Linked DNA regions of Homo sapiens: region 2 is linked to region 1. Evidence: read pairs that join two places in POLR2A ChIA-PET (ENCODE). Cell type or tissue: Panc1. All regions are shown on one strand.

Region 1 (4,000 bases):
TCATCAAACTGCACACTTCAATTCTGTGCATCTTATTGTATGTAAATTTTATTCCAATTGAGTTGATTAAAAATGAGTAGAGAGGCCAGGCTCAGTGGCTCATGCCTGTAATCTCAGCACTTTGGGAGGTGGAGGTGGACAGATCACCGGAGGTCAGGAGTTCGAGACCAGCCTGGCCAACATGGTGAAACCCTGTCTCCACTAAAAATACAAAAATTAGCTGGGCATGGTAGCACATGTCTATAATCCCAGCTACTTGGGAGGCTGAGGCAGGAGAATCGCTTGAACCCCGGAGGCAGAGGTGGCAGTGAGCCAAGATCATGACACTGCACTCTACCCTGGGTGACAGAGTGACTTCATCTAAAAATAAAAGGAGTAGAGAATTAAGTCGTACATTAAAATGTAAATAACAGTTCAAAACAACCATGATGGAAGAGATATTGCAATTCACGGTTAAAGCAAATTGAGTTATACAGAAAATGGTGTTGAGAGTCACAAGGAGAGACTCATTCCTTTGGACCCTGGAGGTCTTTAAAGGAGGAAAGTGAAGACCTTAAGGATCACAGAGGGAAGGAAGAGTGTCTGCCAGGTGGGTCATCTTATGTTCCCCCTTTTCTTTTCCTTTTTTTTCCCCCTTTTTCTTTTAGAGACAGGGTCTTGCTTTGTCACCCAGGCTGGAGTGCAATGGCTGGATCATAGCTCACTGCAGCCTCAACCTCCTGGGGTCAAGCCATCCTCCCATCTCAGGTTCCACAGCAGCTGGGAGTACAGGTACATGCCACCACACCTGGATAATTTTAAAAATTTTTTTTGTAGAGACAGGGTCTCGCTATGTTGCCCTGGCTGATCTCCAGCTCCTGGCTTCAAGGGATTCTCCTGCCTTAGCCTCCCAAAGCACTGGAATGACAGGTGTGACCCACTGCACCCAGCCCTCATGCTCCTTTTGAATTTACCACAGAACCCCAGAAAGCTCATGACAATAATTTAATAAGTAAGTGATCTCATAAGAACGCATTCTTCCGCTCTCTGTTCAGGAAGTGTAGATATAAGCCAATCCAAGCCCATGTCCACACACACAGGCTTGTGGGCCCTTCATGTCTCTGCTCCTTTCTCCAAGCTGCTCTTTCTGCCTGGATTTCCCTGCTTCATCCTTCCAGGCCTGGAGACATCTCGCTGTTTCCTCAAGACACAGCTCCTTCTCCTTGGAGTCTTTAGGGACCCACCCTTCCAATCTCTTCAAGCAAGGCTGTCTCTCCCTAGGTCAGGTTCTCAAAGTGACAAATCCATTCTGCTCCCCTGATACTCCCCTATTGCACCGAGGTTAGCAGCCTCCAACCCAACTGTGAGCAACCCCTGACTAGGTGTTTGCCAAGCAACCAGTTACTTTTCTAATTAAACAACAACAAAAAAATGTGTTCATCAGGCCACACCACATATTCAGGGCCAGCGAAGGGCCAGTCTAGTTCATTTTCATCTCGACCCCTTTCTACTTGGTGGGACTCTCCACGGTTGCAGGCGGCTGGATCTTGTGCTCTGCTGGCCTAGTGGCCTGCAGGAGAACTCTCTAGAAGGTTCCTCTGAGTGTCTCTTACCATGAACCTACAGGGCTGCAAATAACAGTCTTCAGGCACTTCTGCAAGTAGCAGAAAGCCCCTCCACACAACACACCCTTCTGCCCATTAGCGCCAGGCTTCCTTGTGGCAGGAGACCAGAAAAGGGGCAACTGCTTCCAGAATTGTAGTAGATCTAACAGGAGAAGAATCCAAATGATCGCCTGGTCCCACAGATAGGGAAACTGGGTTTAAAAGGATGAAACTATAGTCTTACTAGGAGGACCTTTAAAAAATGAACAGAGAAGCAAAAGCAAACCTTTTTGTCCTCCTCTAAACACAGGGGGTGGTGAGAAAAAAAATAAATCAATCAAAGTCACCTGGAACAGAACCCATCAGTAAGGAAAGACAGGCTATTTTCAGGTTCTAAAAGGATACTAGTAACAGTCGGGGGTGGGGGGAAATCCACATAAAAACTGTGCTTGACAGAGGCCTTTTGAAAGCAGATAAAGGTGTGTTTTGCTGCCTTGTGGCCTTGAGCCTTTTCACTCTGCTTAGTCCAGCTGGGCTTGGAGATTGAGGTCTGGGAGTGTGATTGTCTATTTGTTCCAACTGATACTGGAGTTGTTTGCTTTGAACAATGTGACTTTGTTTCTTTGTCAGACACGGCCAGCAGCATAGCTGTTGCTTAGGAAAGGAACAAACACATTAGGAGCTTGCTAAAAGTCAAACAATGTTTTGTATATTGCAGAGTATTAGCGAAAGTACTGTGATACTGGCCAAGGCAGCTTAGTGTGGCTCTAAGGACCATAAAATTCAAGCATTGTGGTGGCAGGGAGTGATTTCCTCTCCAATGCCATCCTGAAGCATATGCACTGGGCTCTGAGCTATTTCCAAGAAGATGCTGAGAGCAGTGGATCTGGAGCCAGGAATGACAGCCTTATATTATTTAAAAATCATTGCAATTTGCTCCTCCCAGAAGAGAGGATCCATTAGCTGCATTCTGAAAGGCAAGAAGACTCCCAAGCTAAAAGCCCTGGCTGGTGTGAGGCACAACTATAATAAGGGCACCTACTGTGTGCCAGGCGCTGGACTAGCGCTGTAAGTACTGCCTGTGCATTACCCCAGTAACCTCAGTGCGTGGAAAGAGGGGTGTCTTAGAGCCAGCTCACAAGAGCCGATTATGTCTATCTCTTCCCAGCTCCACATCCAGTGACATCATGGCAACAGCTTGAAATTGGCCATGGTGGAGGTACGTACACCACGGAAATTGGCAAGTGCTATGAAATCAGAGGTTTCTTTTCGTTGATTGGTTGGTTTCATTATTCGAGAGCTATTGTTCAATGTTTACCAGCACAACCACTGGATAGGTAGTACTCTTATCCCCAGTTCACAGATGAGAAGTTGAGGTTTTAAGTAACTAATCCAAGGGGTCATGCAGATTTCAAATTCATGTCTTCCTGAAACTAGACTCCAGGGAAGAGCCCAGTGCAGGCTGAGAGCTGTTGAGGGCTGTCTGGAGGGAGCAGGAGGTGGGGTAGGGCAGGAAGCCATTGGGATCCCCAGTAATCCAGACCCAGTGGAACCTGCTTTGAAGCACCCTTCAGAATTGAGAGACTGTGCACAGGGGCCCCAGGAGAATTGGATGTGGCCTGGCTCCAGCAGCCGCCCTCACTACAGTGGAGGGTCCCAGGACCTTCCGCTACCCTGGGGCCACCCTTCCTCATGTATGGGTTTTTCTTTCCTCTTTGGGACAACTAACTGATATTCCGTTTTAAGAACACATAATACTCTGGCCATTCCTGGGGTCAACAACCTCTCAGAGGTGATCAGGGTAAGGTTTTGTGTGTCAGGAATAATTCTTCAGTGTGCTAATACTCTGGTCTGCAACCTTCAAACCCAGTCTTCGTGACTGACTGGAGCAAGGCTGGGGCAAACAGTATGTCAGGAAACTGCACCGTAGATATTCCGATGTCAGCACAGAGAGGATTCTGAGACCCAGACGATGTGGATATGACTTCTGAGTCACCCATGTGAACCTGTGATATGGAGGGGAGGTGGGAAGTAGGGAACGGAGTGATGGAGAAATGGTGGAGGCTGGAAATCTATGTATTATGAGGGAGGAATGGGGATGAAATTATGCACTGGAATTCTTTACCTCTGATGATCAGGTAGGAAAGAGGGGGCAGCTACTCCTTCTCCACCTCCTCTATCGCCTGCATCTTCTTTCTTCGGCTGCAGACACGATCCCTGATTTCCCTTCTGTCTTGGTCAACAGCCTAAAGATAGATAGTGGCTGCTGGGACTGATGGCGAGTTTCAGTTACTTTTCTGCCATGGAGACCTCAAATCATCTCAGTCCACAGCGCATGTGCATCATATTTGCTTTCAACCCCAAACCGAGCTCTGGAAAACCCAGGTTTGAGCCACAGAGAGCAATCGCTACCTTTT
Region 2 (4,000 bases), 330 kb before region 1:
GAAAAGAGATTGAGATACTGGACATATATTGCCACATACTACCATGTACCTCACAGGCACTTCTCACCTTGTGCCCCCGTGTCATATTCACATTTGGAATACTGGTATCTACAATCTGATGCAAACACCACTAAGAAGCCACCCCAGTACATGGACAGTGCAAGGCATCTCTACGCATGACGTGTCTCTCGACACAAGAAAATGGCAGCACTGAGCCTTTCCTAGTAACAGATAGCTCTCTCTGGCTTTTCATGGCTTGTGCCGCCTAAATTCAGCCAGCTGCAAGGTTTGCTTTTATCACCATAACTATTAGTGCTTTGGCCATAAAGCAAGATGGCACTGAAGAGTATGTCAACATTCTCAAATGTCTTAAAGGTGAAAAGTCATTCACCACCTCCAAAACCATTTTCACATAGTGTAGATGATCCTCATCTACTTCATAACTTCTCTGACCTTTCTTCTTCCATAATCTCGTTCTCTGCATTTTAGTGTATATAAAGTTTCATGACAATAGCTAAATTAATATAGATTTTAATGACTCCAGTGATGTTTAAAATCTCATAATCTCTATATAATTTCTGTTAAGAATTTTCTTCTGATATAGGTGTGTTTAGGTTTCACATACTGCTCAACCTCAATGCAATTAAAAATGGAATCAGTAGGGTGGATCATTCACGCATTCAGAAGAAGCATCTTCATGTCAAGAAAGCTGCCCTTAGGACCTCACCAAGTCACCACCCTCAACTGGAAGTTGAGAATTCTAAAATTCCCTTTCAGCTCAAAATCTTCTTCTGTCTTTCTACTTGTTCCACTCAGTGTGCTCCTTTACTCAGAATATCTTTTCTCTACTAGTCTGTTTAACTCATGGCCAGGTACTACTGAAGAAAATAAAAATCACCAGCCACAACTGACTTCATTAAAAATATGTATTCCACACAATGGAGTACTATTTGGCCATAAAAAAGAATGAGATCCTGTCATCTGCAACAACATGGATGGAACTGGAGGTCATTATGTTCAGTGAAATAAGCCAGGCACAAAAAGACAAACTTCTCATGTTTTCACTTATTTGTGGGAGCTAAAAAATAAAACAATTGAACTCATGGAGATAGAAAATAGAATGATGGTTGCCACAGAGGCTGGGAGGGGTAGTGGTGGTAGGGGGAGGGTGTGGGGATGGCTAATGAGTATAAAAATATACTTAGAATGAATAAGATCTAGTATTTCATAGTATAACAAGGTGGCTACAGTCTACAGTAAGTTATTGTACATTTTAAAATAACTAACAGTATAACTGGATTGTTTGTAACATAAAGCATAAATGCTTGAGGTGACAGATATCTCATTTACCTGATGTAATTATTACACATTGTATGCCTATATCAAAATATCTCATACACCCCATAAATATATACACCTACTATAGACCCACAAAAATTAAACATTTAAAAATATGTATTCCAGCTGTATCTGGGCCTTCATTATTGCTAGACCAATAGTTCTTAAACTGTATCAGCTCCAGAATCACAAGGGCTCATTAAAACAGAGTGCTGGGCACCACCCCCAGAGCTTCTGATTCTGTAGACTGGGGGCAGGGCCTAGGAATATGCATTTCTAACAAGTTCCCAGGGATGCTGACGCTGCTGATCCAGAGACCACACTTTAAGAATTACTGCTCTAGACAAGCATTTTGCTTTTTCTAGTCCGTTTTCCAAAGCAGCTGCACTGTTCTGTATTCCCATTAGTGATGCAGGAGGGCTCCAATTTTGCTACAACCTCACCAATGCTCATTATTTTTAGTTTGTTTTCTTGATAGCCATCCCAGTGGGTACAACTGGCTAGTATTTTGCCTATGTGATTATTGCTGGCCTCTCCCTGTCACTTTTCCCTCTCTACTGCACCACTTCCTTCAACATACAAACATGCTCCAATTATCTCCCATCTTTAAAAAGCCCCTTCTTTAACTCCAGGTTCCCCTCCAGGAACGACCCCTGTTATTCCCCCTTTTCTAGGGCAAACTCCTAAGAGACTCTATACTCACTGTCTCCACTCGCTAAACTCCCATTTTCTTCTGAACTGTTTCTACTTAGATTCTCATCCCACCATGAAACGCCTTTGTCGAGGTGACCAAGACAGCTGAATCCAACAGCCGGCCTGCAACCTCCTCGTCCTCCACGCAGCACTACCTTTCCTCGCTTGGTCTCCAGACAGCATCCTCTCCAGGTGTCCTCCTTAATTCATCCAGAGCTCAGCCCAAATGTCACCTGATTAGACCCTCCTGACCCCTCTCTCTTTTTTCTGAATTTTTTTTTTTTTTTTTTTTAGAGACGTAGTCTCACTCACTGTGTTGCCCAGGCTGGTTTCTAACTACTGACCTCAAGCAATCCTCCTGCCTTGGCCTCCCAAAGTGCTAGGATTACAGGCGTGAGCCACCATGTCTAGCCCTGACCCCTTATCTAAATAGCTAAATATATATTATAACATGTATTTTTGTTCTGATAGAATACCCATACCCAGCTCCTATCACTTTAAACTCTACTCATCTTTTAGAAAACCAATAACATACTATTTCCTCTGGGACATCTTCCTTGACTCCAACACTACAGAGAGGGAATTGTTGCATAAAAAATATTTCCAAGGTTTTATATAATAAAGCTGACCTGCTACCTTCAGAAAATAAAAGTATGATGAATACTCCTGTTTTAACAGAGGGACTTCCATGAGTTCTGTAGTCATTCATACATCCACACCAAGGTCAGAAAGCAGACCAGGCACTCCGCTGACCTCGGCTTTAAATGACAGGTAACTGTATCTGTCATTTAAACATTACATGGGGAACAGAGCACCATGCTCAACTCTACCCCTTCCTATCTAACTTGTCTCCAGATTTATTAAACCTGTTCTTCAGACACTAGAGTGTTCATTTAGAAATGATTTAGCAGGCTCAAAAACAACCTAACTGGATTGTTTTTATCTGAATAAATAACGAATTTTCATCAGTCTTAGACAAACATCACACACCCAGATCTAGAAATAACAATATATTACAATGGAAGCAAATCCTGGGGTAATCTTTCACGGGCTCTCAAATCACAGCAATCAATTCCTAACATTTGATGCCATTTTCTCAGTTTTTACTTTTTCATTCCATTTCTTACAGAAAGCAATATATGAATATAGTACTCTAAACATAACTGGGGCCAAGCACAGTAGCTCACACCTCTAATCCCAGCACTTTGGGAGGCCAAGGCAAGAGGATCACTTGAGGCCAGGAGTTCGAGACCATTCTGACCAACATGGTGAAACCCTGTCTCTGCTAAAAATACAAAAATTAGGCCAGGCACAGTGGCTCATGCCTGTAATCCCAGCACTCTGGGAGGCCAAGGAGGGTGGATTACCTGAGGTCGGGAGTTCGAGACCAGCCTGACCAACATGGAGAAACCCCGTCTCTACTAAAAATACAAAATTAGCCGGGCATGGTGGCGCATGTCTGTAGTCCCAGCTACTCGGGAGGCTGAGGCAGGAGAATCACTTGAATCCAGGAGGCAGAGGTTGCAATGAGCCAAGATCGCACCTTCGCACTCCAGCCTGGACAACAAGAGCGAAACTCCGTCTCAAAAAAAAAAAAAATTCGCTGGGCATAGTGGTGGATGCCTGTAATCCCAGCTACTCGGGTGGCTGAGGCAGGAGAATCACTTAAACCTGGGAGGCGGAGGTTGCAGTGAGCCGAGATCCCAGATCATGCCATCGCACTCCAGCCTGGGCGACAGAGCAAGACTCTGTCTCAGAAGAAGAAAAAACAAACAAACAAAAAACACAACCGGGTTTGACTGGCACTGGAAAATACAGAGTGAAGTACAGATGGTACACGAAAAACATTACCATTATTGTTCTCTAAAACCAAACTTGAGTTGGACAATTACTAACCAAGATTTTTTTTCTTTTTTTTCTTTTTGTAGAGACAAGGTCTCACTATGTTGCCCCAGCTGGTCGCAAACTC

What was found. Peaks named below come from ENCODE experiments on the same cell type or tissue, not always from the same donor. Only the 100,000 strongest peaks of a DNase experiment are listed, where the experiment ranks them.
Region 2: POLR2A ChIA-PET joins it to region 1 with 5 read pairs; 2 of 35 experiments call an interaction of 5 or more read pairs at or near these places.

Annotation. Positions count from the first base shown.
Region 1 is chr1:234,749,207-234,753,206 of GRCh38, forward strand. LOC107985364 (a long non-coding RNA gene) reads left to right here and starts at 2,737. Exons shown (of 3, transcript XR_001738532.2): 1 at 2,737-2,802. In Panc1, no CTCF peak of the experiment used is centred here; no DNase peak of the experiment used is centred here; H3K27ac peaks cover 3,986 bases.
Region 2 is chr1:234,421,446-234,425,445 of GRCh38, forward strand. All of the region lies in intron 20 of TARBP1 (tRNA guanosine 2 -O-methyltransferase TARBP1), which reads right to left. Among named protein-coding and RNA genes, the nearest start is that of COA6-AS1, 50 kb to the left of the region's middle. In Panc1, no CTCF peak of the experiment used is centred here; no DNase peak of the experiment used is centred here.